7 separate regions of the Homo sapiens genome follow, and all the other regions are linked to region 2. Evidence: read pairs that join two places in POLR2A ChIA-PET (ENCODE). Cell type or tissue: MCF 10A. All regions are shown on one strand.

What was found. ChIA-PET counts read pairs that join two places held together with the same protein. Peaks named below come from ENCODE experiments on the same cell type or tissue, not always from the same donor. Only the 100,000 strongest peaks of a DNase experiment are listed, where the experiment ranks them.
Region 1: POLR2A ChIA-PET joins it to region 2 with 21 read pairs; 3 of 35 experiments call an interaction of 5 or more read pairs at or near these places.
Region 3: POLR2A ChIA-PET joins it to region 2 with 20 read pairs; 4 of 35 experiments call an interaction of 5 or more read pairs at or near these places.
Region 4: POLR2A ChIA-PET joins it to region 2 with 17 read pairs; 2 of 35 experiments call an interaction of 5 or more read pairs at or near these places.
Region 5: POLR2A ChIA-PET joins it to region 2 with 22 read pairs; 5 of 35 experiments call an interaction of 5 or more read pairs at or near these places.
Region 6: POLR2A ChIA-PET joins it to region 2 with 15 read pairs; 5 of 35 experiments call an interaction of 5 or more read pairs at or near these places.
Region 7: POLR2A ChIA-PET joins it to region 2 with 33 read pairs; 3 of 35 experiments call an interaction of 5 or more read pairs at or near these places.

What each region holds. Positions count from the first base shown.
Region 1 is chrX:108,268,879-108,272,878 of GRCh38, reverse strand. The region is part of intron 3 of COL4A6 (collagen type IV alpha 6 chain); the gene reads left to right. Among named protein-coding and RNA genes, the nearest start is that of COL4A6, 170 kb to the left of the region's middle. RefSeq lists an enhancer at 1,451-2,650. In MCF 10A, no CTCF peak of the experiment used is centred here; no DNase peak of the experiment used is centred here.
Region 2 is chrX:108,437,983-108,441,982 of GRCh38, reverse strand. It overlaps COL4A6 (collagen type IV alpha 6 chain), which reads left to right and starts at 3,561. Exons shown (of 45, transcript NM_033641.4): 1 at 3,561-3,797; 2 at 3,990-4,000. The coding sequence starts at 3,787. It overlaps COL4A5 (collagen type IV alpha 5 chain), which reads right to left and starts at 2,145. Exons shown (of 53, transcript NM_033380.3): 1 at 1,777-2,145. The coding sequence starts at 1,857. In MCF 10A, no CTCF peak of the experiment used is centred here; DNase peaks (open chromatin) are centred at 2,362 and 3,512.
Region 3 is chrX:108,311,110-108,315,109 of GRCh38, reverse strand. The region is part of intron 2 of COL4A6 (collagen type IV alpha 6 chain); the gene reads left to right. Among named protein-coding and RNA genes, the nearest start is that of COL4A6, 130 kb to the left of the region's middle. In MCF 10A, no CTCF peak of the experiment used is centred here; a DNase peak (open chromatin) is centred at 1,959.
Region 4 is chrX:108,513,211-108,517,210 of GRCh38, reverse strand. All of the region lies in intron 1 of COL4A5 (collagen type IV alpha 5 chain), which reads right to left. Among named protein-coding and RNA genes, the nearest start is that of COL4A5, 75 kb to the right of the region's middle. In MCF 10A, no CTCF peak of the experiment used is centred here; no DNase peak of the experiment used is centred here.
Region 5 is chrX:108,305,315-108,309,314 of GRCh38, reverse strand. The region is part of intron 3 of COL4A6 (collagen type IV alpha 6 chain); the gene reads left to right. Among named protein-coding and RNA genes, the nearest start is that of COL4A6, 130 kb to the left of the region's middle. In MCF 10A, no CTCF peak of the experiment used is centred here; no DNase peak of the experiment used is centred here.
Region 6 is chrX:108,297,406-108,301,405 of GRCh38, reverse strand. The region is part of intron 3 of COL4A6 (collagen type IV alpha 6 chain); the gene reads left to right. Among named protein-coding and RNA genes, the nearest start is that of COL4A6, 140 kb to the left of the region's middle. In MCF 10A, a CTCF peak has its summit at 3,895 (motif pointing left); a DNase peak (open chromatin) is centred at 1,925.
Region 7 is chrX:108,260,347-108,264,346 of GRCh38, reverse strand. All of the region lies in intron 3 of COL4A6 (collagen type IV alpha 6 chain), which reads left to right. Among named protein-coding and RNA genes, the nearest start is that of ATG4A, 170 kb to the right of the region's middle. In MCF 10A, no CTCF peak of the experiment used is centred here; a DNase peak (open chromatin) is centred at 2,326.

The DNA.
Region 1 (4,000 bases), 170 kb after region 2:
CTACTCATAGATATTTTACTTTAATTAATCTGAGATACAACCTGGGAATCTGGTATTTTAAATCTCCCCAGATGACTCTAATGCAAAGCCGAGGTTGATAACCATTGGCAGATAGAAGTAGAGAGTGCTATCTCGAATTAAAGTTGTCCTACTGAAATAAAAAATGAGAGATGGGTTAAAAAAAAAAAGCATTTCTGGAGAAGCCACTGATAACCAAACAGTAAGAAGACTGGGAATCCTACTGCTTATCTCGCTTTTGTTGTTGTTGTTGTTTGTTTTGTTGGTTGATTGCTTGGTTTTAATTAAATTTCCACTCATCTCATTTTTATTATGAAGAGAATTTTCATGGGGAGATAGAAATTTGAGGCTGGCTATGCATACATGGAGTGACAGGATTGTTGAGGAGGTCTCAAGGAACATTTTAGGCAAAGGAAGTGGTTTGAGTAAAGTCTCAAAAGTGAGAATCAGTGTTCTAGGTACCAGCCTGAAGTGGGTTGACACAGTGAGTGAAGTTCGAGTAATAAGGCTGCTACACAGAGGCTTTGATGCCATAGGAAACCAAGAGTCATTCATATTCCTTTAAAAGAATGAGAACGAACTGATTTTTCTAAACAGTAGCTCAGCAAGATGACCTGAGTGCAATATAAAGAAAAGTTAGAGAAAACCTAGAGGCCAGGAAGTTTATAGGCTGTTACAGTAAGCAAATCATGAGGGAACAGAGCCTAGACTAGGGCAGAGCAATGGAAACAGAGAGGGGCAGGACAGATCTGGAGATGGACCTGAAAAAAAAGCAAATGTGAAAGACCTATTGGATATGGGAGTGAAAGATGACAGGGGTTGCACTTGGGCTTGGTACAAAGGTAATAAGGAATTTGATTTTGGCATTTTGGTTAGAGGAAGGGTAAACTGGTTAATTAGCTTTCAGATGTTATTGTGTATACCCGAAGGCAGCTGGATAATACAGGAAATACATCCACTGTAGACTCTCTCTTGCCCAGGGTAGCTGGATGAGGAATGGATTTCACAAGAGAAACATGGTGTAAATATAGTAGTTAAAAGTAGTTTGCTTCTTTCTCCCTCACTGTAAAAGAGAGAACTTCCTTTGGACTATTGCATGAAGTGAGAACAATCACAACCGCCAATAGAGTATGATTTTTTTCCCTTTATAGACCCCCAAGGTAGAACTTTCTAGGTCCATATCTGGTTATGATTTGTGTTTTTCGCTGGGGTTCAGGCCTTGGCATGTGACATGTAAGCTGGTCACTCATACCTGGAGCAGCAGATGGTTGTTCCTCCCTCCCTTTTATGGCTGAGTCTGCTCTGAATCCTTAGGACTGTAAATTATTTACTCTTCATCTGACTGAATCCATTTAATATTATTTCTTAAAATACCCCTGCCTGCACTCATATTTACTTATACTTTTCTTGCCAAGATTTTCTAAATATCCTTTCTGATATTTATTTTATCAGTGGAAATACTGGCCTGACACAAATTTTGAAGTAAATTGTGAAGCATAGGATCATCTTTAGTCAGCCCAATGGGATTTTTAAGTACCACTGTCCCTCTCCCTTGGGGGAGTCTTGTACCACAAACAATGGTGTGAGATCCTGCTTTCCATCAAGAGTTTATTGGTTAATGAAGCTTGTGGCTGGTGTGGTTTTCCTGTGTTTAGCTTTTGGAGCTCTCAGAAACAGTTGCTTGGAAGAGAGCTGGCAGAATTATTGCCCAGCAAACTTGCCGGCCACAGCCCACAAGACTTCACCAACGCTGACAAATTTTATGGCTGATTTAATGAATAGAACAAGTATTTGAATAAACAGAGTAAAGAGCTGTTGGCATCCTGCTCCATCGTCTGAAGAGGTCTGAAAGTCTTCTCATTAAACCATCCTTACTATCTCCTTTTGCTCTAAGCCGCGTTGCCTTTTCTCAAGTGCCTGAACAGGAACTCATGGGCAACCATAGCTTTGAGATGAGGTCATTGGGATGGATCCTCGGGACTTAGTGCCCCTAATTTTAATTGAAAGGGAACTCTTTCAATTAAAACCTACAGGAACCAAATATGACCTAATTCTACTTTACTTTAGCATTCCAGGCCTTTAAGTTACTTACCCACTCTTAGAACAATAATTTGTACAGTTTTTTGTGTAAACCTTTGAAAAAAGGTTTGAAAATTTGAAAAAGGACTCATTCTTTAACACATTTAAGATTCATACCACCTCTATGAGTTAATGTATCAATTAGCTGTCACCATGTAACAACCCACTCCAAAACCCAGTGGCTTCAGACAATTACTTCTCACCAGTCTGCGGGTTTGCTGGGCATCAGTCAGTCTGGACTGGGCTCAGTCATTAGTCCAGGTTACCTGATCTAGGCTGGGAGTGGCTCTGCTGCATGTGTTCCTCCTTCTCTTCCTAGGACCAGTGGGCTTGCCTGGGCAGATTCTTTTCATGGTTACAGCTGACATGCAAGAGCAAACAAAAACATAGAATGCCTCTTAAAGCATAAGCTTGTAACTGGCTCACTGTTTTCTTCCATATCATCCTATCTGCTAAAGCAAGTTACATGATTGAACCCAGAGTCAATGAATGGGAAATATACTCCACCTCTTTTATGGAAGGAATGAGCCAAATGACATGGATAGAGTAGGGGGCAAAGAATTGGGGGCAGTAATGCAATTTGCCACACTTAGAAGGGGCAGGTATGACAGTTTCCATTTTACAGATGAGAAACCTGAGACTCAGAAAGCTGAAATTATTTGTTCAAGGTAACACAGAAAATTTGGACAGTGCTGGAATGCAAACCCTACTCTCAAGACTTCTCTGCTTTTTGCCACACTGAATTCCAAGATTCCATAAGAGGCTGTATGAACTAGTTAAAGGCCCATGGCTCCAAAGGACAACTCCAAGGATGACTCCTTGTGGCCTGCTCCTTTTTTCTTTTTATCTTATGTCCCTGGGTTTTGGCCCATTTGCCTCCTTCATAGTTGTCACCTACTCTTCCATTTGAACCTGTTTGAGGTAGGGGTTGGTTAAAGTTCCCCTACTAAAACACAAATTCTTCCACCCCTGAAACATACATACCAGTCTCTCTATTTTTAATAAAAATTGATTTTTAAAAGAAAATCCAAACGTCACATGATAATTGAACCAGAATGGCCTCAAACACCAAAATACTATAGTTCTTTGAAGAATGGGAGTATTGTAATCATCTGAAATGTGTCAACATGCTTATTACTGACACTGAGCTTCACTTAAATGTTAATAGGTCTGAGCTAGTTTTCTGTTAGCCCTTCCCTGACTGCCTTTGTAGAGTTCCTTCAATGGCCCTTGAATTGTGAATCTGCCCCATCCTGCCCAGTCTGGTCTGAGTCAAATTTTAGACCGAGTTGCTCAAATCTAGCTTGAAAAGATTTGAGCTAGTATCTCTGAGATCTCAAGTCATTATCTGTGAGATTTTTTCAGGTGTGAGTCTCCATGGCAACTCTATGCCTCTGGTTTTCAGTACATTTGCACTCTTAAATCTGGCCTCCAGCATCCTACAGGTAGAAAATATCATTGGATCTTAAATTTACCTCCTCTAGGTTTCCAGCTGATCTGCACTGACAGTGTGCTTTGCTCTCACGAACCTTCTAGACAAATGTCCTCATGAGTGCAGGCTCCGAAAGTCCCTTCCTTTTCATTGGCACAGTTTGCTTTCCTGATCTATTATTTTTTTTTTGTCTGCAGCACAACTTGCAGCTACTGAATGATATGGCTGGCCGGCTCTACCATTTCAGTGAGGTTCTGCCTAATCTCTTTTGATTCTAAGGGGTAATGTGGCTCAGCCACAGCAAGGAGGCTGAGTTCTGATGTTCTCTTTCCCCATACTTCTATGGAAGACTGGAAGACAGATTACTTGCAGTGATTTCTGGAGGCAGAAGATAAGCAAGTGGCCTCTATGATGGTAGAACCAAGAAAGAATGATCATTGCCCTTAAGCCTTCAGAGATGACAGCTAAATC
Region 2 (4,000 bases):
GACTTCATGAATACTCATTAGTTTAAGAATCCAAGAAAACAAGCTTGCTCTCAAGTTTTGTCAATAAAAAGAAACCTCATTGTTAACATAAATTGATTTAATATTAATTGATGTGTAGTGTTGCTATACATACCTGTATAGTTGTCATCTGGTGCAAATTTGTTAAAAGTAACATCAAAAAACATATATATATTTAATCAAACATCTACAAAATCTTTGTCCCTGGGCCAAATGCCAGAAACAGAGGGCACCAAGAAGATGTTTTTAAAATGAACTATTTTCAACAGCACAATTGCAGTTTTATCCAAGTCTGTAGCCCTATTGACTGGCTAAACCTTACCCCCATTAAGATGCTCTGCATCAAAAAAGCATTTTTAAATCATTTGTCTACTTTGATGGAAGAAAATTATGGCATGCATAGTAAAAATATTTGATATGCATGGTTTTTCAGCAAATTTGCTATTATAATTATGTTGTGCTCAGAGTAATATGAAAGTTAGTTTTCATACACCGGGTACACACCTTCAGAAGGATAGAAAGAGGACATGTGATTTGAGGCATGCTAAGTGCTATAGGGAAGCTAGACAGCTAACTTAAAAGTGGACCCAGATGAGCTGTAACATAGCAGCTGCTTACAAAGAATTGACGGTCACTCAACCATGTGAAGGCCTAAGCCATGATCTCATATTAAACAGTTTTTAAAACTATCCATAATGATCACTCAAATAAATTTAAATAATTTGTCACACACTTATTCTTCAGAGGTTATATGAAATTAAAGATGATGGGCTTCAGGCTGGAGAACATTTTCTCTCACAAAGCCATTCATTTTTTTAACATCTGGCCCTCATCCCCAATAGGACAGTGGGTGGGACTACCCAGATACCCTTCTAAGAGATATACTGAGGTTTGAATTCTACATTCCTAAAACTGAATGGAGCTTTTTGCTGCTATTTCACATGTACCTCCTCCCCCACTTTCCTTTAAACTGGAACACTGATTCTCCTTTGAAAAAGGAGTATTTTCCTTTGAATAGGTGATGGGCAAATTCTCAATTTGTTCAGATGCCTTGGTAGGTTTAAAAAAAAGTAAACAAACAAAAAAACCCATAATTTAGAAAAAACAACAACAACAAAAAGACGCAAAAGACCTGAAGCCTGAGACTTTACCTCACTCTTCTTGGTATGTTGCCTTAGCATTTCATTTGTAACAAGGATGTCAAAAGGGAAAAGGAGGTCAGTGGCTTGAATGACCTGAGGTGGGGGTAGGTTCCTGTTGCTTAAGGAAAGAGCAAAGGGGACGAACTTCACTGAGGCGCTAAAAACACTTTGATGGAAGCTGGATTTTCGAAGAGCCAAAATATTAAACTACAGACAAAATTCAAAGAGTGGGCTGGGTACAAGTAGTGAAAAGGTTAGTCGCCAGGCAGGGAAACACCCGACGGTGGAGGGAGGGGAGGAAAAGTTTTAAATACCCACCACAGCCTAGTGAGCCTTTAATTAGCGTCCCCCACTTCTGACTTTGCTCTTGCCCCCGGAGGAGCTAGCTGCAGGGAAGCAAGCAGCCCTATTTTTAAGCACTTAAACCTCTCCGTTGGACTTCAGAAGGCTTGAGTTACCGGTGTTGCAAATAACGTTTCTTCCTAAACATGAGAAAGCAAATTTGAATTCCCTAGTCAACGCCAAAAGGAAGATAAAGGGACCCCCCCCCCAAAAAAAAGGTAATTTCAGCGTGAAAGAGCGGTGATGGGCGCGGGGGAGGGGAGGAAGGACTTACCGCAGCCTCTGCAGGCTGCCCCCAAAGACTCAGGGCCAGTAAGAACAAGCCGGCAGCCAGGCTGACTCCACGCAGTTTCATTCTTCTCCGGCTCCCGCAGCTCCTTCAGCACCCGCACGAAATTCCCGGCTGGCTCTAACCAATTGACATAATCTTGAGGGTTTATATGGAGAGAGCTAGAGCCGGAGAGGGACAGTGAGGCTTGGGTGAAGAGAAAGAAGCTTTTTAAGAGTGGAAGAAAAAAAAAAGAAGAAGAAGAAGGAGCTACTCTTCCTTCCCCCCTCCCCTCCCCAAAGCCGGTCTCTCAGGAGAACTTTTCCCTTCTGTCCAGACTTGCAAACTTTTTCTTCACTCAATTCCTACAGATCTACTTTCCTCCCTCTCTTCCCCGTGCAAGGCCCCCCTCCTCACCAGCACAAGGGAATTTGAGTATCACTCCGCCACAGTTTTAGACTGCACCGGCAACCTGCGAGGGAGTGACGCTCAGTTATTTGGGGGAGGGAAACTTCCAGACTAGTTGACTGAGCACCATGAGTCCAACCGGGAAGCTTTTCTATTCGTTCATTTGCACCTTCCGTTGATACTACTTTTCTAGGCTCAGTTCCAATCTCATTGGTGTGCGTACCAAAGCCAATTACAAATAGATCTAAACTGGGACTATTTTTTTAGCGGATGGATCTCAGAGGGGCCGTGCTTTTTATTGTTACTCATTAGAAACAAATTTTGGTCGGTGCTCCCTGGGCTGCTGGTCTTCTTTACCTTCCAGCTGCTCACAGAACAGAGAGTTTCTACATACAAGCAGAAGATGTGAAAATATTGGGAATAAATAAAGTATATGCTTATAAACAAGTAAGAAAATAAGTATATGTGCGTGAATACTTTATGTGTGTTATATACGTATAAGATCTGGGAGCATTCAGCAGGTATTGGTAATTATTCTATGGTATTATGTTATTATAATACAGCTATATCTCTGTTTAGCTGCATTGAATCCTATAATTAATGCCTCCTATATTGAGCTAATGTAAAAGGTATTGACTCTCATTGTAGTTGTGTTTCAGAAAGATTTAGGGCAGGGAATTAAATAAATTTAGTGCAGTGTTTCTTAGAATTAATATAAACACTTAATTGGAAATATTTAAATAGAGTTGATGGCAGCTGAATCGATATCTCCCATATAAAGACTTGAATGTTCCTTTGATAATTCTGATATATAGATTTTTTTTAAAGTAACAAAAGAACTAGAAAATACTTTCTGCGGACTCCTTGGAGAATCTTCAAGAATTTGATGAAGAATTCTTCACAACATTTCTATCTTCCTAGAATTAACCACTTTAGAGTCTTTCAAGGTTTTGGATCTATTTCACGAGGGCCCACTCATCCTTAGGTTCTGCTTAGCTCAGAGTGGATTTACAACTCCAGAAACTGTCTCCCCTTCCCAATAGCCTAGTGTACTATCAATTTGAATCAGTGTTGTATGCATTTGGGCATGTGTGCAAGGGCACTTTCGGGCCCATCTGTCTTATGTGGGAATAGTATGCCTATGTCTCTTTATGTGTAACCTAACAGTAAAGTTGAAAGTATATGATGCACAGTTGCTTAGGTCTTAGCGTATAGGTCTCTAAGGGGCTGTGTGTGAAGCTGTGGAGATACTTAGGGCTGTTGTGTGGAAAGGTGCCTGAAAGTGAGAAAGACTACCGGCTGCCCAAGGTAGGGGGGATGATTGACAGCAGACAGCCCCGCCCCTTTCCCCTCCATTCTTTCCTCTCCTGCTGCATGGAACTATCTCCTGAGTGCTGCAAGTTGTAACGGGCACCGCTGAGCCTGTTTCCCTTTGGAGCACTTCTTATCTAGAAGCAGTGTTTAGTTTCTTCCAAACTGGGCCACTTCGTCCACCTACTCTGTTCTGAGTAAGGAAACAGCCTCCAAGCATCAGCAGAGCCCAGATGAGCACGGGCCGCGGAGCCGCTTAGCAGTCTCCCGGGACCCAGCTCCGGAGGAGCCGCAAGCATGCACCCTGGGTGAGCTGTTGCTGCCCCGAGCTCCCCTCCTCTTTCTTACTTCGGGTTACTTTGCCAGGCCGGGACTATACTGGTACTTCTGTCACTGCAGAGAAATTGGGAGCAGGCATCCAAAAGGGTTCGGGGGGCGACAGGCAGACGCACGACCCCGAAGCCTAGAGAGCCCATTACTCACCCTCCCTCCCATTTCAGGTTGTGGCTGC
Region 3 (4,000 bases), 130 kb after region 2:
AAATGTGATTATGTTCTTGATTCAGATAATTACATATACAGACATCAACAAATCCAAATGGACATCCTGACCAAGCAAAGTGAACATCAGCTATAGACAAACTGGCATGATCATACCAGTGCACAGCACTTGATAAGGAGCTCCAGAGAGAGACCAGAATGTTGCAAAAAATGCTGAGTAGTCTAGTATAGCTAATGTTAATATAATAATAATAGCTGACACTTAGTGCATACTATAAGCCAGGTACTATGTTTTGCATGCTTAATCTTATTGAGTCCTCCAATCAAACTCTGTACAGTAGATACTGTTGCCATCCTCATTTTACAGATAGGAAAATTGGGTTTCAGAGAGATAAAGTCAGTTGCCTAAGTTCATCCAACTCGGAAATATTAGAGCTGGGATTTAAACCTGTACAGACTGACTCCAGAACTTATATTCCTAATTAAGGGATACTGCCTCAGATATTGGCTAGAACATAGTTTTGCCCCTTAACACTGTGGTTTTATACAAAGGAGTAAAATAAATTGACTTTTCCCTTATAAACGTTATGGTCTGGATGAGGAAACAAGACTCTCAGCTATGCAACCTTAGGAACATTGCAAAGACTCTCCCATAACAACATGAGACACTTACCCAGTGAATGGGACTTAGGGAGTATTGTGGTTCACCGAAGCTGAAGTGGTCATGGAAAATATAGAACTTGAATTTGGCCTTGAGAGGTACGGAACAGTAGGAAGAATATTGCATTATGTTCAGAAGTGTTAGAATCCACTTGTTAACAGTGTGACCCAAGCCAAAATAATCTTCTTCAGTGTTATCATCTGTAAAATGGGTGATTTGGATTAGACCAATACTTCTTAACAAAAGTACACCCCAGGAGGTATTTTGGAACTTGTGAGGCCATTTGTGATTGTCAAAATGATCAGGGAGTCAGGGACACTTACTAGGTGGCTGCCAGGAATGACAGGTGTTCTGAATACTATGCATCCTGAAGGATAGAGAAGACCTCTGGATATTCATGGAGATGAAAACTGTTTATAATTATTTAAGTCTAGAACATAACCACATTTTACATATTGAAATGAAGTTTTTCATGGTTTTCTTGTTACAAATAAAACTGCCCAGTAAATAAAGGGAAGATTGTACTTCCTGCCCCCCACCCACGATCATCACCATGAGTTGTTTATCATTTGAGAGAATCACTGCACTTACTAATAGCAACTGCATTCATGATACTTGAATCATCAATACTACATCCCAGTGTCATTCTGTGTCAGCAGCCTGTTACATTCATAATAATTCTCTATAGAGCTGTTGGCCTCTGACTACCACTTCATGACATCTTCTAATATAGCCATGTATGAGCTTTTATATATTGAAATACATATCTTTTTAATATAAATTACTTTTCTTCTTTTTTTTTCTTTGCAATACAGTTAGGGCATAATATGTGCTTTTAAAATTTTTGCTTAATTAGGAGATATACCTAATGCTAAATGACGAGTTAATGGGTGCAGCACACCAACATGGCACATGTATACATATGTAACAAACCTGCACGTTGTGCACATGTACCCTAAAACTTAAAGTATAATAATAATAAGATTTAAAAAAATTTTTTTGCTTACATTTTTATTATAACTTATTCCTATGAATTTATTTTTAGGATAGCAAGGGAGAGTAATAATTATAATAAAAATAATAAAGTACTGCTCGGATAGAGTTAAGAACCACTGTATTAGATGATCTCCCAAAGCCTTTCCAGTTTTAATTTTCTTGGGTATAAGATGGGCTTGATCTTGAGAGAAAAGGGAGAGCATTCCAAGGTGGAAATGACACCAGCCACATGGCCTGGTCAAGCAGGGGGTGGAGTGTCCCCAGACAAGCCAGGATAAGGCAGAGGCTTCTCAGGTCTAGTCTGGTCATGTTCCCTGGAAGCCTGCCTTCACTCCTCCCACCTCACTGTAATTGAAGACTCCTGGGGAAACTGCCAGGGCTGGCATTACAGGAAATTGCCTTGTGGCCAACAGGGCTTCTCTGGTTACTTTCCTCAGTGACAAAGGACAGTGATGATTTCCTGTTAGCTGAGTGTCTTTGCCTCCTTGTTCTGGCGAGTTCCTAAGAAACCTTAGCTTCTGATTCTTATGGTTTTGTTCAGCTCCTGCTATTGTTTTTTTTTTCCCTGTCTTATCCAGTTCCCTTGCTTCCAGCCTCTTTGCTCCATGCTTGAGGGGTCTGGAAATTTTTCATCTACTATAGACCAATTTTATGGAACACTCAAACAGACATTGTTTGGAAGTAGGCCATAGCTCCAAATAGATGCCATTTCAACTTTGGCAACACCTGTCAAGTTCTCTTCCTTGAAGGGGATGACTTTTATCACTTAATATTATGTATTATTTTGTATTCTTAATAATTATATGTGCTTGTTGAAGACTGCTTAGAAAACACAGAAATGTATGGAGAAGGAAATACAAATTATCCATAATACCAAGAAATATAGTACTCAACATTAGACAAGGGTGTAAGCATAGGTGAAGATAAAATTCAATGCTGCTCTCTCAGTTCTCTCTTGTATTCCAGCCCCTAGCTTCCTCCTGCCAGAGTACCTCTTGATCTCACCCTTATTAAAACTTGCCTGTCCTATATTCCATAAAATGGAAGGTAAACTGGAAAGTGTGCAATAACACTTACCATGTCAAGGGCTTATAAGAGAGATAAAATATAACGTATAAGGAAGGTGTTTGGAATCTAAAATAGTAATATTTTGTCATAGCTTTGCCATCTTTACCTTATTACCAAGGTGTTGTGATGATAAAGTGTTGTGGGAATGTCTAAAGAGATAAGAGACCATCTGAGAAATTCACAGTGCTCTCTAGGAATTAGGAAAAGGCACACAGTACACAGAGGCAAGAATGATTAAGTGTGAGGTCAGCTCATAAATATGCCTTTCTCTTTGGAAAAAACATCCAACATTAAACAAAAAAGTTGGATGGTACTAAATCCATCCCAGAGATAAAGTTCTTGTTACAGATAACAGTTAGAATTTATGTTTTCCTTTTTTCCCAAGGTGGATATGGTCAGAATGGCAGTTTTTCTCATTGTTGAGTCCTTGTATTGAGGTTCTGGTAGACAAAGGACTTAGAAAACACTAAGGCTTAAGGGTTAAGGTCAAGACTTTGGAGTTAGTCAGACCCGAGTTCAAATCCTAACTCCATTAATATAGTCACCAAAAATTCCTTGAGTGTCATCCATGGTTTCAGACATTGGAGATGCAGTGTTGGACAAAACAATGAAGTCCCTACTTACATGAAGCTTACATTCTAGTAGGAGTAAAGAGAATGTCTAACGATGAAAAGGTAATGAAATGATATGATTGGAAGTAACAGGAGACTCAGCAATGGCCTCTCTGAGAATGGACAATTGAACTGAGACCTGAGTGATGAAAAGAGGCCAGGATTTTTAAAAAATATCTAGGAGAAGAACATTGCAGAAAAAAGTAACAGCGAGGGCAGAGGCCCTGAGGCAGGAACAGGCTTGATGTTTTTAATGAACAGAATGAACGCCCTCCTGTGTGACTGAAGCAGAGTGAGCCAGAGAGAAAGGAGATGAGGTTGGTGAGGATCAGCACATGGCAGGTCATGTGGGGGCCTTGCAGAAATTCAGCTAGCAATCATCACGATCAATCAGAGGAGAGGCAAAAATGAAGTTAGAGAGCTTGGGGGGTACTGTAAAATACCAACTGAGGAATTTGGATCTGACTAACTGGGCATGGGAGTGCCACTGTAAGGTGTGAATTGTGTGCTGAAATGGAGTTTGAGGAGAACAATTCCGAGAGCAGAGTACAAGGTAGCCATTTTCATTTGTCACTACATATCTAGCACTTGAATTTCACTCAAGTTATCTGCTACAGCTACTTCTTTACCAATGAGTGCAAATCCATAAGTCACTGGACACCTGTTTTCACAGGAATATGTCTAGAGTCTATTTCCAGCCCCCA
Region 4 (4,000 bases), 75 kb before region 2:
GATACGTATATTTTCAAAAATAAAATGAAATATACATTCTCAAGTTATATTATTATATCTAACCTGGCACATAAGGAATTATATACATGGGATTGATGTGTTAAGAAGCTTGAGTTAAAAGCATTGCAAACAACAAAAATGATGATGAACATTTGTATATTTCTTTGCAATTTATAAATAATATGACATATACTTATCTGGTCCTCTCAGTAATAATGCTCTGATGTATGCAGGAATATTTACCTATGTTTTCAGATATAGAAACTGAGGTTTAGAAGGCTTAAATGAATATTTAGATTAGAATAGCACCGTAGGCTAACACTTGAACTCCATCTTTTGCTTTCAAATGCCACATTCCTTCCATTACTAACTAATTTCACTGGAAGAAATTATCCAAGACTTCCAACTAAAAATTAGTGGTCGAGAATGGTGAAGTAAAAAACATGAGTAACATAATAAAATCATCAGATTTTAAGCTAGAATTTATTTCTGGATGTTATGAAAATGTCCAGTATCATTTAGAATGATTTACTTCCAGATAAATGAGTTAATCAACAGATATAGCCTTACTGTAAAAAGAAAACTGGGAAATAAGATGAACCTTAATTTTATGGTAAGAATATCTTTATTGATGGCCTATTGACAGTACTGCAGCTTTCCATTCTACCAGGCATGTACAGACGTATCCTGTGTTTCATTATCTTTCTCCAGATTGCAGCAAAGCTGTTCCATAAATGTAAACAGATTAACACAAGTTGAACTTAACTGTAGTTATTTGTTTTAACTTGGCCTTGGAAAAGTACTAACATCACAGATAAAAGAAGCAAACAAAAAGACCACAGTACCATGATAATAAGAATAAAAACTTCAGAGTTGTGCTGAGCATAAATATGTCTGGAATGTCTCCTATGAAGCAGTCAAAACCTGTGTTCGAAGTGCATTTAAGACTCAGTAAGTCTAACTCCAGGGCTCTATGCCAGTGTAAAAATGCACTAACATGCCATAGGCCTCCCTGTTGCCTGCTGACAGGCAGTAAGAAGAAATTGGTTTTTGCCTTTACACCAAGTGGATCAACCATTTCCTGTGCATTTCTAACACAATTACTGGCTGATCATCAAAGCATCTGGAACTCACAATAGAAAGAGCTAATATGATCTTTACTTCACAGGCAGCAAAGAAGAAGCTCTGCTACCATTTTCAGTAAGGCAAGTGTTCTGCATGAAAGTTCCCATGGTATTTTCCAACATGAGCAGAAATCAGGAAAACCATAGTTTAGTAGGATCACAAAAACAAGGAATGCTACAGTTCTGGCTGTTTCATTTGTAACCAACAGAAAAAAAAATGCAGTCTTAATAATGTTTTTTATTATCAAACACTGATTACATAAAATCAGATACCAATGGTGGGAAAAAATGTACCACTGCCACCACAGACCTTCCCAAATTCAAAAGCTCCAGTTCTATGCAACAGGCTAGTGATTAATATTTAGAAAACATATGACTTCCTCAAATATTAAAGCTAGTAGTGTTTTCTCAATACTCGTCACTCAAATATAGCAATTATTTCCAAAGCAGCTTCCATTTATATACTACTCAAAATCTACTGTCACTTTATGCTCTTGTCATGACAAAAAAAAAACTGTCCTTTAATTAGCTCCATCTTACAGAAATCAGTGGAAGCATGGGTGAGAAAGAGATTTAATAAACAGGTCTGGAAGATGGAGGTGCAGAATTCTTTACAGGCAGAAAGAGTCCAGGATATGTCTTATATGCATATCGTCAACCAATGAGCTTTGATCTTAATAAAAATAGCAACAACCTGGCAATTTGCTGCTTCGCCTCTTGTTGACATGAGGTTATACTTGATATTTATCATCAACCTATTTCTTATTAGCATAAATTATTCCTGCCAAGATGGAGGCCTCAGGACTAACCACAACAGTAGAAAACTATTATCCAAGCAACTATTCTCTCTCTTCCTAAGTTAGGAAAAAGTCATAGTTTCTGATTGAGGCAATCATGCTGATAATTAACTTTTTGAGCATCTATTAGTTAACAGAACATGGAAAGAAACTGGAACAAATGGAGAAATAAAAAACTATGTAAGTGTATATATAAAATTGTAGTTTATTCATTACATTTTTAACTAGACACATGTTAGCAACCTCAATATATATAATGTTCTTACATAAATCTATCTTATACACAGGATTCCCAATGGTCGAAATTGATTGGAGATGCTATACCCATGAGACAACTGCTTTAGTGTCAAAAAAGCTCAAAGAATTATAAACACATAGTTTCCACTTTGGCAAAAAAGCACACCACTTTTTTGCCTCCATAATTTATAAATGTCCAAACTGCAATATGCAATGTAACAACCTTACTATATGCTGGATTTCAGCTTTAGGGACTGTGGGTGATAAAAGAGGAGGTGTGAAGGGGATGATCTGCGGTGATCTTATACACATATACTTTAGCCAGAAAGCTCTACTTTTATCTGCTTTACTTTTTTGATACAATTAAAATAAGTGATTGAAACTAACCTTACTAGTCTATCTAAAAGATACCAGACACATGACGACCTACCACGTTATACCACAAATATTTCTTTTATCTCTTTCCTCATCTTTCCACTCTGTTCTAACTTCTTTCCACTCTGTTCTAACTTCTTTCTTGCTTTTATTTACCTTTCTAGCAACTATGCCAGTGTAAATGGTTCCCTGGAGCTGAGCAGTGCAAAACTAGTGCAGTGGTCCTGAAAGCCCAAGTTTGACCAAGAGTTCCAGGAAACATTACCTAATGCTAGGTCTAAATATTCCTAAGGATTATGCTTCAAATTATACAAATTATTAGAGCAATTTTCCCAGGAAATGGTAATGACTTTAAACTGACTTTAAAATGACTTTAATGGTTCAGATAAACAAGCTGAAAATGCTCCAAGTGAATCATTATTCATATTATAAAGATGAAGGCATTGATTATAATTTAGTTAAAAGCTTGCTTTTCTTTATTAGATCTTCTGCATAATCTTGGGATGTGGGTTGGCCACAAACTTGACTTCCAGACTTATTATAAAGGTACAGTAATTAAGACGGTGTGGTATCATCTTAAGAATCAGCAAATAAATCAATGAAACAGAATAGAGATAGTGTACTTGATTTTCAACAAAGGTGCCAAAGCAATCCAATAGGGAAAAAACATATTCCAAAAATGGTACTGGAATACTGGATATCCCTATTGGAAAAAAATGAGCCTGAATCCCTACTTCATTACTAAGTGCAAAAATTATTTGAGAAAGATCATCGATTAAAACATAAAAGGTCATGGATTAGAAACATAAAACATAAAAACCTACAAAACTTTTACAGGAACACAGAGGAAAAAACCTTTATAAACAAACATATAAAAAACAAAACATGACTTGAGATTAAGCAGGATTTTTTGGACAGGGCAAAGACAGGAAAAACCACAAAAAGTGGATAAATAACTCATCAAAATATACAATTATTAATATGAATAAGCAAGCCAGAGACTGAAAGAAGATATTCACAATACATACATCTGACAAAAAACTGGTATCCAAGATATAAAAGGAATTACTACAGCTCAACAATAAAAATACAAACAACCCAATTGACATATAGGCACAAGATTTTAACAGACTCCTCACAAAAGAAAATACACAAATGTCCAATAAGCACATGAAAAGGGCTCGACATCACTAGTCATCAGGGAAATGCAAATTAAAAGCACATTGAGATACTACAATAAAACCACTAGAATGGTTAAAATTTAAAAGACTGACATCAAATATTGGAGTAATTATAGAACAACTGGAACTGTCATACTTGATTGATGGGAATATAAAATGATATAACCATTTTGAGAAAACTGAGGCAATTTTTTTTTTTGAGACAGAGTCTTGCTCTGTCGCCCAGGCTGGAGTGCGGTGGCACGATCTCGGCTCACTGCAAGCTCCGCCTCCTGGGTTCACGCCA
Region 5 (4,000 bases), 130 kb after region 2:
CCAGCTTATCTACTGCTGCCTCTCACGGAAGACATGTTCACTGTAGCCACCAAGACCCATGCCCTCACCTCTGAAACATTCTAGAAAAAAAATTTCACAATAAATATATGAACACATTCTTGAATAACATGCAAGCAGTATAGACAAAGCAAAAATCTCTCTTGGTGCTCTTTCAGTGCCATTATTGTCTTTCTTATCTTTTTCCATACATAATCAGAGATATGTACACGTATGTCTAAAAATAGTCTCATTATCTGATTTTCTTTTCCAAAATAGAATTCTAAGTATATATTCTGGGCCCCTTTTGTAAACTTAACGTGTCCTTAAGATCTTTTTCTCTACCCCATAGTTTAATTCAGCCACCCTTTTGACAGCTACTTAGGTTGTTTCTAAATTTTTGCTATTTGTAAAATGGCAGAGCTACAGTGAAAATCTTAGAGTAGGCCTCCTTGTGTTCAAGCATAGATACTAGCTCAAGCATAGATACATCTCTAGCATAGATACTAAGGATCATAATTACCTGGTAGAAGGGTAATAGACATTTTTAACCTTCAAAGCCATTGACAAATTAGGCTACAAAGTATTCTCCAATTTATATTCCCATCAGCATTGCACAAAAATGCCCATCTTTCTACACCCTTGCCAACACTTGATATTTTTGCTAATATGATGAGTGAAAATCATTCTAATTCCCTGAGTTTAAATGTCTTTTCACATATTACCTGGAAATTCATATTTCTTCTGTGAATTTCCTGGACATATTCTTTAGCCACTTTCCTAACTGATGATTCTTATTGACTTACTTTACCTCTGCAAAGATACAGCAAATAAAAATGACCCAAATCGATGCAAGTGAGATTTGAGGTTTGACACAAAGGACATTTCCTGATGGATTGTGGCAGGGTGAGAAGCAGTTAGACACAACAACCAGGAAACTGAGAAGCTCTGGGCTGTTTGTTGGGTTGGGGAGCCTTTAAAAGTAGAAAATCTTATATATCTGATCGGAGGTCAGTCCTACACCAGGCAAACATGCCTACAGTGATCTCATTGTTAAGCCCCTGGCTAAGATTTTGATCTCTGGAAATGGAGGGCAGTAGATTTATTTCATGAGGAGCCCTCATTTAGGTTTCAAACATCTGGAGCCTTAGTCTGGCTTCTCTTTTGAAAACATCTGAGTGGCTGAGGGGATGGAGGATGGAGGAAATTAGAATATCCCTGCACAGATTTTTACCTCAATATTTAAAAGACACAGACTCCACACTGTCAAATATGTTCCTAAAAATGTATTTGCAAAGTCTAAAGTTTCAAAGAATGTTTGTCAAAGTTACTGAACCAGACCAAGCCATATTTCATGAGTCAAGAGCAGGAATGTCCTATTTCCCAAATAGATAAGACCGATGCTCATGCAGAAAACTGAACGTGGATGCTTGAAGCACCACCAGGTCCTGTTTAGTCATCCTCCCTTTCCTCCTACCTTCCCAGGGCCAAGCAGAATTGTTTAAATTGGCCCCAGCACTATTGACCCTGCAGGACAGCCTCTCAGTACCCCTTGTGTGCAGATGTCAGAAAGATTTGGGACTGTTCTCCTTAGCTGAGCAGAGGGCACCATTTATATTTCAAGCTGTTCCTCTTGAGCTGGGAGGGCAACGGAACATTGGGTCACCCTGAGATGTGCTGCAGCCCTTGGCAGGCCTGCCCCCTGCCTTGGGGAAACATCAAGCGCATAGCTTGCTGGGCAGTGTGTACTTTTCCTTTGCCAAAGTCCTCTTGAACTGACTAGGACATTTACACAACACCTAGCACTCCTGCAAAACTGCAATCCAACCCTTTTTGGATGAAGCTATCTCAAACAGATTTCTCAAAGGTATGCCCTGCCTGGTAAAAGTCCCTACCTAATGTTGGTGCACTGCTTTGCAGTTTCCAAAACATCTTCTTTCAGGGGCTGTAATCCTGTATGTATGCAACAAATAAAGAAACTGGTAAGTGACTTGCGCAAGGTCACCAGCCTGCTAGTAGCTAAACCTTATTTAGCCAACTTTAAGAGAATGGCAATCTTTAAAAATGACCTGCCTCATAGTGTTAAATAAACACTATGTTCAGATTTGAACTTAATATATGACTTTCACTTTTCTTTCTTAGGAGTTAGGTGTTATTATCTGGAAGAACTATTCTTTCGGGTTGTTCTCTTCCCTGGTATTTTTTTTCCCCTGCCACTTGATCAAACAAAACATTTTAGGTTGACATTTCCAACACTTCTCTTTTTTTCCCTACTAGATCTGAAAGCTATCTCTGCATTATACTCCATCAGTGTGTGTTTGTCTGAAGTTGGGGTTGGGAGGAGGGGGCAGTTTGTTTTCTTCTGAGCCTAGTATTCCTTAATACTCTTTTAGAGTTTTCCCTGTTGTAACATTGTTCTGGTGTTTATCTAAAACATGGTGACCCCCTAATTATCCATGCCATCTAAAGAAGCATTATCACAGATAATCCAAAACCATGGGGAATGCTTGGATTGCCCTCTAGGTAAAGGCTGTTTGTCCCCCATTTTATGACTTGGGACTTTATGCCTAGCTTGAGAGTTTATGAAGTTAGCCTGAGTTTCATGAGAAACTGAGCCCAAGTTTCTTAATTCCTTATATCCTGCCTACATCCTGCTGTTCCACTGCCGCAAAATGTGTTTCCCATGAATTCCAGAACCTAGATGCATTAACAACTAGCCCTTCAATTTATTCTCCTCCTGCAAACATCTGGCATTCCCTGTGTCAGCTGACTGGTGCCATGGCTACCAAGAAGCCTTTCCATTTTCTCCTTAATTAGGAAATTGCAATGTACATCTTTCCTCCTCCCTGTGTATCCCCTCATGTCCCTCTCCTGACTACCCACTACAACACACACCAATGTCTTTGTCCTCTACTGCTCCAACATGAAAGCTCATATTTTATATCACCTCCTTGGGTGGCCAGGCCTTTCTCCAGCTGCCTGCACTTAAGTTTTGTGCCTTATTTCATGACAAATATTTGCCCTCTCACTCCTCAGACATTTGTGGGCTGGCCCTATTGCTGACACTAATCACTACTAACTTACTTGTTGCCAAATCCAATGGATATTTTTCATTCCTTATCTTCCTTGATGGCCCTGCTATATAAGACACCTTCTTCTCTCCTGAAACTTTCTGTTCCCTTGAATGTTATGCTATCCTTTCCTAGTTCTTTTCCTACTGTGATTGGGATCCCCCAGCATTCTGTCCTCATCCCACTTTTCTTCTCAGTGTAGGCCTCTCCCAGGGTGGTTTTATATACTGCAGGGATTTCAGCCACCATCCATAAAATGATAAATATTAAATCTCTAGCTCTAGTTCAGATCTTTCTTCTTAGTTTCTGATTGGCATTGTCAATTTCTTGCTGGATATCTCTGCTTAGATTTCACTGGCACCATAAACATGTCTATACAGAACTCCATTACCAACCCCCACCAGATGTACTCCTTCCTAAATTCTATCTATGTCTTCCCCATCACAACAAATGGCATCAACAAGCACTGAGCTGCTCAAGCCAGAAAACTGGGAGTCATGCTTGTCTTCTCTTTCCTTTCCCTACTACCTCCAATCCATCATTAAGTCCTGTCCATTTGTCTTCTGAAATTGAACTTGAATACATACACTTCTCTCCATACCCATTTCTCCAATCTAGGCTCATATAATTTCTTGCCAGAATTACCTCAATAACCTCAAGACTGATCTCTCAGCCTCTAATCTCACTCTCCCCCATCAATTTGCCACTGTCCTGCCATAATCTTTCCAAAACACAAATATGTATCATGAAACTCTTGCTTAAAGTCCTTCAATGGCTCCCCCATGGACTTCACAATAAAATCCGAACTCTAGAAAACCTATAAAGTCCTTTATTACCTGGCCCTGGACTACCTCTCCAATATTATCTCTCATTATTAGGAACCCTCCTCACTTCAGAAAACAAAACAAGACAAATATTTTCAAAAAACATAT
Region 6 (4,000 bases), 140 kb after region 2:
ATAGCATCCATTTATATCCCTGTCTGGGTTTTAAAGTGTTTTTCTAATATCCTTCTCTTTTAAAGGTTTAAGAAATGAATTCCAAGCTTAAGGAAAGCATGTTTTTTATATGTGATTACAAGTTCTGTGAGGAGTCATGTCAGTTTTCACAGCTGTAATGTGTGTCTGTCCCTTTATGTAGGCCACTGACTGTATGAAAGTTCACTGCAATGGAGTTAGAAACATGTGGAGATGAAATTACCAAGTATATGTCAGGGAAGTAATTTGGTGTCTACTTTGAGAAGACTCGCATTAATGGAAGTCTTCCAAGAATGTTTAAGAAAATTAATTGCACAGCAACTCTCTAAGCTATAGTAAAAGTTGATGGAAAAATGTGCATTGCTTTGCAGAAATTTGCTTCACTATCATCTTTTCAAAAGAGCTTTTATTTTAACAAATGAAGCACATAGCCAATTATTTAATGACCATCTTTACTTTTAGAGGTGGAAGTCCTAGACTATGTTCTGTGTTTTCTTTTATCTCATTGTGTTTTGTGAGGTTCAAGCCCCCTAGAAAAACATTTAAGAAAGTACTCTGGGGGCTAAATATTGGTGCAGGCACTGTGGGGAATGGAAACATTTCATAAGTACCAGACTTCTACTTAGGGCGGCTACACACACACACACACACACACACACACACGCCAATGTTTGACTACCCATCACTGCATCTGATTAAAAGTCTAAATGGTAAATCACGAAACCTCAAATGGATAGACTGGTATGGTCTGTAGTAATTAAGCTATCTCTTTTTAAAAATATTATGACAAAAAATATTTCTTTAGGAATATTAATTTGGTGAGGGTTATCCAGGGTGGATTGGAGTAAGAGACATGATAGGCAGACACTAAGCTCCCTATTTTTAGATGTAAGTGGCATGTCCAAGACCCCCTAGCACAACAGAATGGAAACTTTGTTTTTTCTGCTGCTTAGATGCTTTCTTTCAGTGGTTTTCTCTATTCCTGAATACACACACACACACACACACACACACACACACAGAGAGAGAGAGAGAGAGACCCAAACTAGTGATTTGATGATGTGACCTAGTCTTCACTTTAGATGAATGTATGACATTTTAATTTTTAAAAAATTAGCTGGAAAATAGTTCTAGCTCCTTTCCCTCACATTTGTCTAACTCTTTGGAAACCAGTGTCCCCATTGGTTAGTCCCTACTAATTCCACTTAAGGAGAATTCATCATAAAATCAAGTGGAATTGGCATCACTGAGATGATCCTGTCTTGATTCCAGAGGTAGGACTATTAGATGCTTTTCTCTGTGGGATGTTAAAAGCTCCTGTAATTACTATGATGCCCAGGGAGAAAGACCAACTCAAAGGGTCCTGAAAGAGCATCTGTTTCCTACCTGACAAATTTTATTGTGGGGGTTATAAGTATAAGGCAGAGTTTGGGGAATCATGAAAGAAGGAAGTCATTGTCTCATATAAAACAGATTTTAAAGCTTGGTCAGCAGAAAAGTCTGCAGAGTACCTTAGAATTGTGCCCTTATCCTGAATTACTGGCTGTGACCATGGCAGGCTCCTACGGTGGACTTAGCTAAGCCCTAGGCTTTGCTATGACAGCCTTTACACCTTTTATCCTCAGCCTTATAAGCTCAGTTTTACTTTTTAATTTTTGAAGACCAAAAGAAAAAATGCTCATTTCTTTAGCCCCAAGAAAGATTAATGTATGTTTGGTTATCAAAGAAATTGTGGTCTCTGTCCTTGTACATGTCTTTGCTAGTTCAAGTAATTGTAGTGACTTTGCATTCCATTACTTCAGTTAGGTTCTCTCTCAGAGCTGACACGAGTCAGTGATTGCTACCCCCTTCACAAGTTGTTGGGGGAATGCCAATACAGCTATGAGCAAGGGAGGGAGCTGTGGAGGAACATGCTGTGGGGCCCAGAGAGGAATAAGGGGTAACCAGGGTTCAGGAGCCAGGTTTCCCCAGAGAGAGACAAAAAGAAAGCAAACAAAAGGAAGAGACAGGTCTAAACAGGCTCCCCAGACAGGGCCCCTTTGCTTTAAGAACAGAGCCTTAAACTTCACAAAGCTCAGGGAGGAAAGGAAGCCAGGGGTTAAACGTGGCCTTTGAAATTCAGTTGAAGAATTATTAACTGAAAATATACAGAGAGAAAAGCCACACATATACACAGCAACATTTGCTATTCTTAAAACCCATTCAGACACTCTATGAATTCAGAAATGTGCTTAAACCTGCATATCCACATAGATACTAATATTGACCCCTCAGGAACCACAAAGGTACCACAAAGACACAGATAATAAACATAAGAAGAGGCTCAACAGCAGGAGGACACAGAGTCCCAAGATGCCTAACGTGGGTTGCTTTTGGAGGCATGTGGCAGACAGTTTAGTGATCTGATGCGATCCATTATCAGAACTGGGGTCCCATTGCTCCTGTAATTGGTACCAGAGTAAGAAATTTAAACTTCTCCCTGAATTTTACTTTTTAAATCAAGTCCAAACTGAGCCAGAGCTCTGAGAGCAGAATAGAAGCCCGTCTCTCCCTCTTCCTCCTCCTTCATAAAAGGAGCAAGGAGACTTGAAGGCCTCCAAGGTCCCTTGGAGGCACCAGAGCCTGCAATGTGGCAAGTCCGCCTGCCCCCTCCCTGCATTTACAGTCCAATGACCCAACGCCCCCAGACCCCAGACAGTTTAACCAGCCCCCGCAGGGCCTCCTTGAGAGTTTCCCAGATTCCTGAGGGGAACCTGATCCCGCCCTGGGATCAGCATGGGCTCTTCACAGCATCCCCGAAAGATCCTTGCTCCTCGGGGATCCCCGAGAACAGCACCCGTTCCCACACACAGCCATCCCTGCAGCGCCATCACCCACCCGTGGCTGGGAGGTGACCTCCCAGGGTCAGTGGTGAGGCCGCCCAGGGAGAGGGCCCGGAGGCCAGGCGGGAAACAGAGCAGAAGCGACAGAAATTCCCCCTGCCAGCCCAGGCTGCCAAGGTAGCCCTGGACAATGCCCTGTCTGACCCGCCGCCCCACCAAGCCAGGCCACGGCCAGAGCCAGAGTGGCCTTCGGCCCTGAGCGACAGGAGAAGGCAGTTCTGAAGCAAACACGGCACAAAGACAAACGCAGCCTGGGAACTTTGCACCAGCTTCTACACTGGAAGGCCTAAAACGTCCCTTGTTCCAAACACCCCCCTCATTCCCCCCAACAAAAGTATTTACCTCATGAAGAAAGGGAGAGCGCTAGACTCACAGAACAGTTGGCAGAGCCAGAAGGGCAATCATCTAGTCTGACCCTTTCATCTTACATATGGGGAAACAGGCCCACAGTAAAGAAGAGACTTAAACTCTGAAGAGTGTTTTTGAAAAGTCTTTCCTTGATTATGAAGGCAAGATGTGTGTGTGTGTGTGTGTGGTGTGTGTACTCACACACACACGTGAGAGAGAGAAAAAGAGGTGTGGGGACGAGATGGGATAGAAAGGAGAAGACAGGAGAGGGGAGGGAAGGGAAGAGAAGCAGAGGGGAGGGGAGGGACTGCATGCAAGCCTGAGCCAAGGAACTTGTGAGCAGGAACACTAATTGCAGTGCAAACAAAAATATCTTTGAGTGTAAGTTGCCCCTCACTCTAGAGACCAGATTTTCTTCCCACTTCCCAGGGGCCCACAGGGACCCAGAACAGGGTAGAGAAATTTGCCATTTGGGGAATACAAGTAAGGGCAGTGGTTGAGAGCATGGATTTTGGAGTCAGATAGCTAATCTTTTAAGCCCTGGTTCTATCATTTACTAGATGTGTAAATGATACACATTTACCCATTGATTCTCAACCATATTGCCCCCCAGGGAACATTTGGCCATGTCTGGGAACATTTTTGGTTGCCACAACTGGTGGGGTCATACTGGCATCTAGTGGGTAGAGGACAGGGATGCTACTAAACATCCTATAATGCACAGGACAGCCCCTCACAACATAGAATTATCC
Region 7 (4,000 bases), 180 kb after region 2:
ACTCCTTTCATGTTTGGCCTTTCCTGTACACTTGGTGTTAGGAGGTCTTACAGAGGTCCTCTGTTAACCCAATATGTATACAGTAGATAAATTACTCTGCATAAAGCTTTCTACTTTTAACAGAAGCTGGGACTGAAAGTGCTTCACTGGGTAGTAGAGGTAGCTAGATGATAGATCTCTCTATTGCACCCACCTCCGGCTTTTACCTTCTCCTACTTCAGAACAGTGTCCTGGCAGACAATAATCTCGACATTTAAGTACTATCCCTAGAAACAAAACCCAGGAAGGACTCTCTAGAAGTCATTAACTTTCTGCCAGACTGGATCGAAGATAAAGATAGCAAATAGTAGTTGTATGCCCACTCAATGCATGGGAGTGGCTGCCTAGGACAATATAGTGAGAAGAATTATGAGGCCACATATGGGCACTATAGGGATTGATTATTGATGTCTGCCATGGACATGAAAACACGGAGGGTCAGCAAACAGGCTACCTTTTATCCATCCTTGCACCAAGCCAGTGGCTCCCAAACCTAATTGCACATAGAATTACTGAGAGCTATTTAAAAATATTGATACCTGGGATCTACCCCCAAACTAATTAAATTAAATTATCTGGAGGTGAGATTCAAGCAATCAGGCATTGGAGCAACAAAGGTTGAGAGCCACTGCTGTGCACAGTTGTAGACATACAGATGACTTAATTCAGTAGTTACCAAATGCATTTCTTCCAATCAGGACCTGCCAGGATGGCTTCATAAGAATTATGTGAGGAGCTTGTAAAATTGTGGATTCCTGGGACCAACTCCTAAAAATTCTAATTTGGAAGTATGGGGGTAGAATACAAGAATCTGTATTTTTTAAAACCACACAGGAAGATGTTGATGGGAACCACGGTCCTAAGCTATTCTCAATGCCTCAAATGAATGAGAACTTTGAGCAGAACCTTGTACTCTAGGACAAAAGTTTTCAACCCTAACTGTACATTGGTATCCCCTTGGAAACTTTTTTAAAACACCAATGCCTAAGTTCATCAATTAAATTGGAATCTCTAGGGTGGAATCTGGATGATTCGAATGTGTAGGTAAAACTGAGAATCACTGGTCTAAGAAGTGGAGCACAGGAATCTCATTTGGGGACCTCATCAGAAAGATTTTATTGTTCTTTGTCTATAGATTTAGTCCCTGAGTTAGTCTAGTAGCTTCAGCTTGATATTAGATGGTAGAACTGCTTCTGTTCCCTGAACCTTGTTTACAACCAGAATCTGTCATTCATGATGTTTGTGGTGGTCTCATGAATTATCCTGGACTTAGTAAACATTGGCTGCAATCACTCACCCATGCTTTTAAACAAATGGTTATGGAATGTACCTTAATGTTTGTGAAATGTAGATTCCAATATCTTCTACTAGTCTAAAGAAAGGTTTTTGATGAGGGTTTGTTTATTTTTAAAAAAATAATCAAATGAAATGTAGGACAACTGATGGTCTTAAGAGACAGAGGCTTTGTAAAGACAAAGTTGTATTTAAACTTGGAATCTTGCAAGGCCCATCAACTATGAATTAGTAGGGGCAAATAGACATCTTAACCACCAATCCGTGATTGGTCCTACTGGTCTCTTTTGAAGCAACTGGTAAAGATATAATTTCTTTCTCTTAGAAGCTTTGCCTGTATGTTTATTTGCCTCACATTAGTCGTGTAAGACAGCCAGACAACCTCAGACAATCAGCCTTGCATGGATGGTCATGAAGTGGTGAGACTGGTAGAGTTCAGCAGGACTCTCCTTCTTCTTCAAAATGCATTTTTAAAAAATTACACCCAGTTTTTTCACTTATGCTTGAATTTCCACCATTAGTGATTAATGTATTTGGTTTAAACATTCCCTCTTCAGATTACTGTTTCTAAATATAAACAGAAATAACACATTAAGTCCCTCCAATACTCTCAGGAAGGAAGAGCCATGACTGTCTTGGAGGACCTCACAAATACAGCCTGAGGTTGAGAGGACCAGCTCTTCATGTTAATGCAAGAATTCAAGGGTCAATCCTAAGGAGCAATGGGAGGACAGTGAACTAGGGCCTATTCATCTCTCTAGCCCCAATGTCTTACATTAGCACCTGGTTCAGAGTAGTGGAAGGAATGGCAGCCAAAGAAAATATACCATCTTAGAACTGCCATGAGAAATTTTGAATCCAGCCTTGGACTCATCCAAATGAGACCCAGCAGCTGAACCTCCAGAAGACAGCCTCACCAGCCTTGTAAACAAGATCATTTCCTTTACCCCCATGGAAAACAGGACCCAACAAATCCCTTGCTGATGCAATACCACATGTTGTAAGAATAAACCATTGTGTTTTTGCCAAGAGTTGGTTATCCAGTGACTAATGTGTTCCTATACATTTACACTCACTGCAGAGTATCCTGGGACATGTTTATAGTTAAGAAAGGTTAGTATTAACATTGTGTCAGAGGATTAATCCATTTTAATTGTAAATGCCAAGAACAAACCTGCTTCCTTGGGGCCCAGATGTATGACTTTGGTTAAATATTTATAGATCAGATGGAATGTTTACTCTTAATTCTGGAGCTAGGTATTTACTTGCATAATTACATACTCCTCCCCTGCCTCCTCTTGATCCAGTGTCCTCCTGATATTTTCTCTCTGAAATACAAGTGTGTTGTGGGAGATGATGAAAACATCTGGCCAATGGTTTAGAGCTACTGATACTGGTGAGAGGTGACTGTGGGATAGTAGAGTAACTAGGAAAATGCTCTATGTATATAACCAGGATCATGGAATGAGCAGGGGCCACAGAAGCAGGAAAGCTGGATTCTAGTTCCAACTCTACTGGAAATTAGCTATGTGACCTTCTCTGAGCCCCATTTTCCTCATCTATAAAATGAGAGAGATGAATTCAAATTTTTAAGACTTCTTCCAGAGATGAGCCTTCATGGCAGCTTTCTCTAAACCATCTTGGAACCCCTACCCACTCCAGGTATAATACTTATGCTTTCTAGGGCAGTAACATCCAATAGAACTTTCTGCAATAAGGAAATATTCTACATTTATGGTGTGCAATACAGTAGCCTCTAGCCATATGTAGCTATTGAGCATTTAAAATGTGGCTAATGTGGCTGAGAAATTGAAATTTCATTTTGTTTTATTAATTCAAATTTAATAGCTATGCACAACTAGTGGCTACCATATAGGGCGGCACCATGCTAAATGATTAGCAATCGTGTTGGCCAGCTCCTTGAAGAAGGCCATTGTCTGTGCTAATGATGTCTTCTAATTTGGGGATGATTAAAGAGGTAGTTGAAAAATACTGCTCAGTGGGAATCCTTTTTCTCCAATGTGGAAGGTAGGATACAGTCAAATATTGTAGATGCCTTGAGGTTTTCAAAATGCACAACTCCTGAGTTTTTATTTATTCCACTAAAAAGTGGAAAGGGGTGGCAAGTCATTGAACTAATTTTCCTTTTTTTCTATCTGAAAACTGTTAATATGCTTCTAGCCACATTATGTTAAATTAGGAAAACAGTATCACCATAGGGCATTCCAAGACATACACAGCAGATTCCACAGAATCAACTTCAATCATCCCACATTAAACATTTTTCATACAAAAAAGAACGTGTTTACTGCATTAGTCCATTTTCATGCTGCTGATAAAGACTGGGCAGTTTACAAAAGAAAGAGGTTTATTGGATTCACAGTTCCTTGTGACTGGGAGGCCTCACAATCATGGCGGAAGGAAAAAGGCACATCTCACATGGTGGCAGACAAGAGAAAGACAAAGCTTGTGCAGGGAAACTCCTGTTTTAAAACCATCAGATGTCGTGAGGCTTATTCACTATCACAAGAACACCATGGGGAAGACCCGCCCCCATGATTCAATTATCTCCCACTGGGTCCCTCCCACAGCACGAGGGAATTATTGGAGCTACAATATGAGATTTGGGTGGGGACACAGAGCCAAACCATATCATTCACTTAATTTG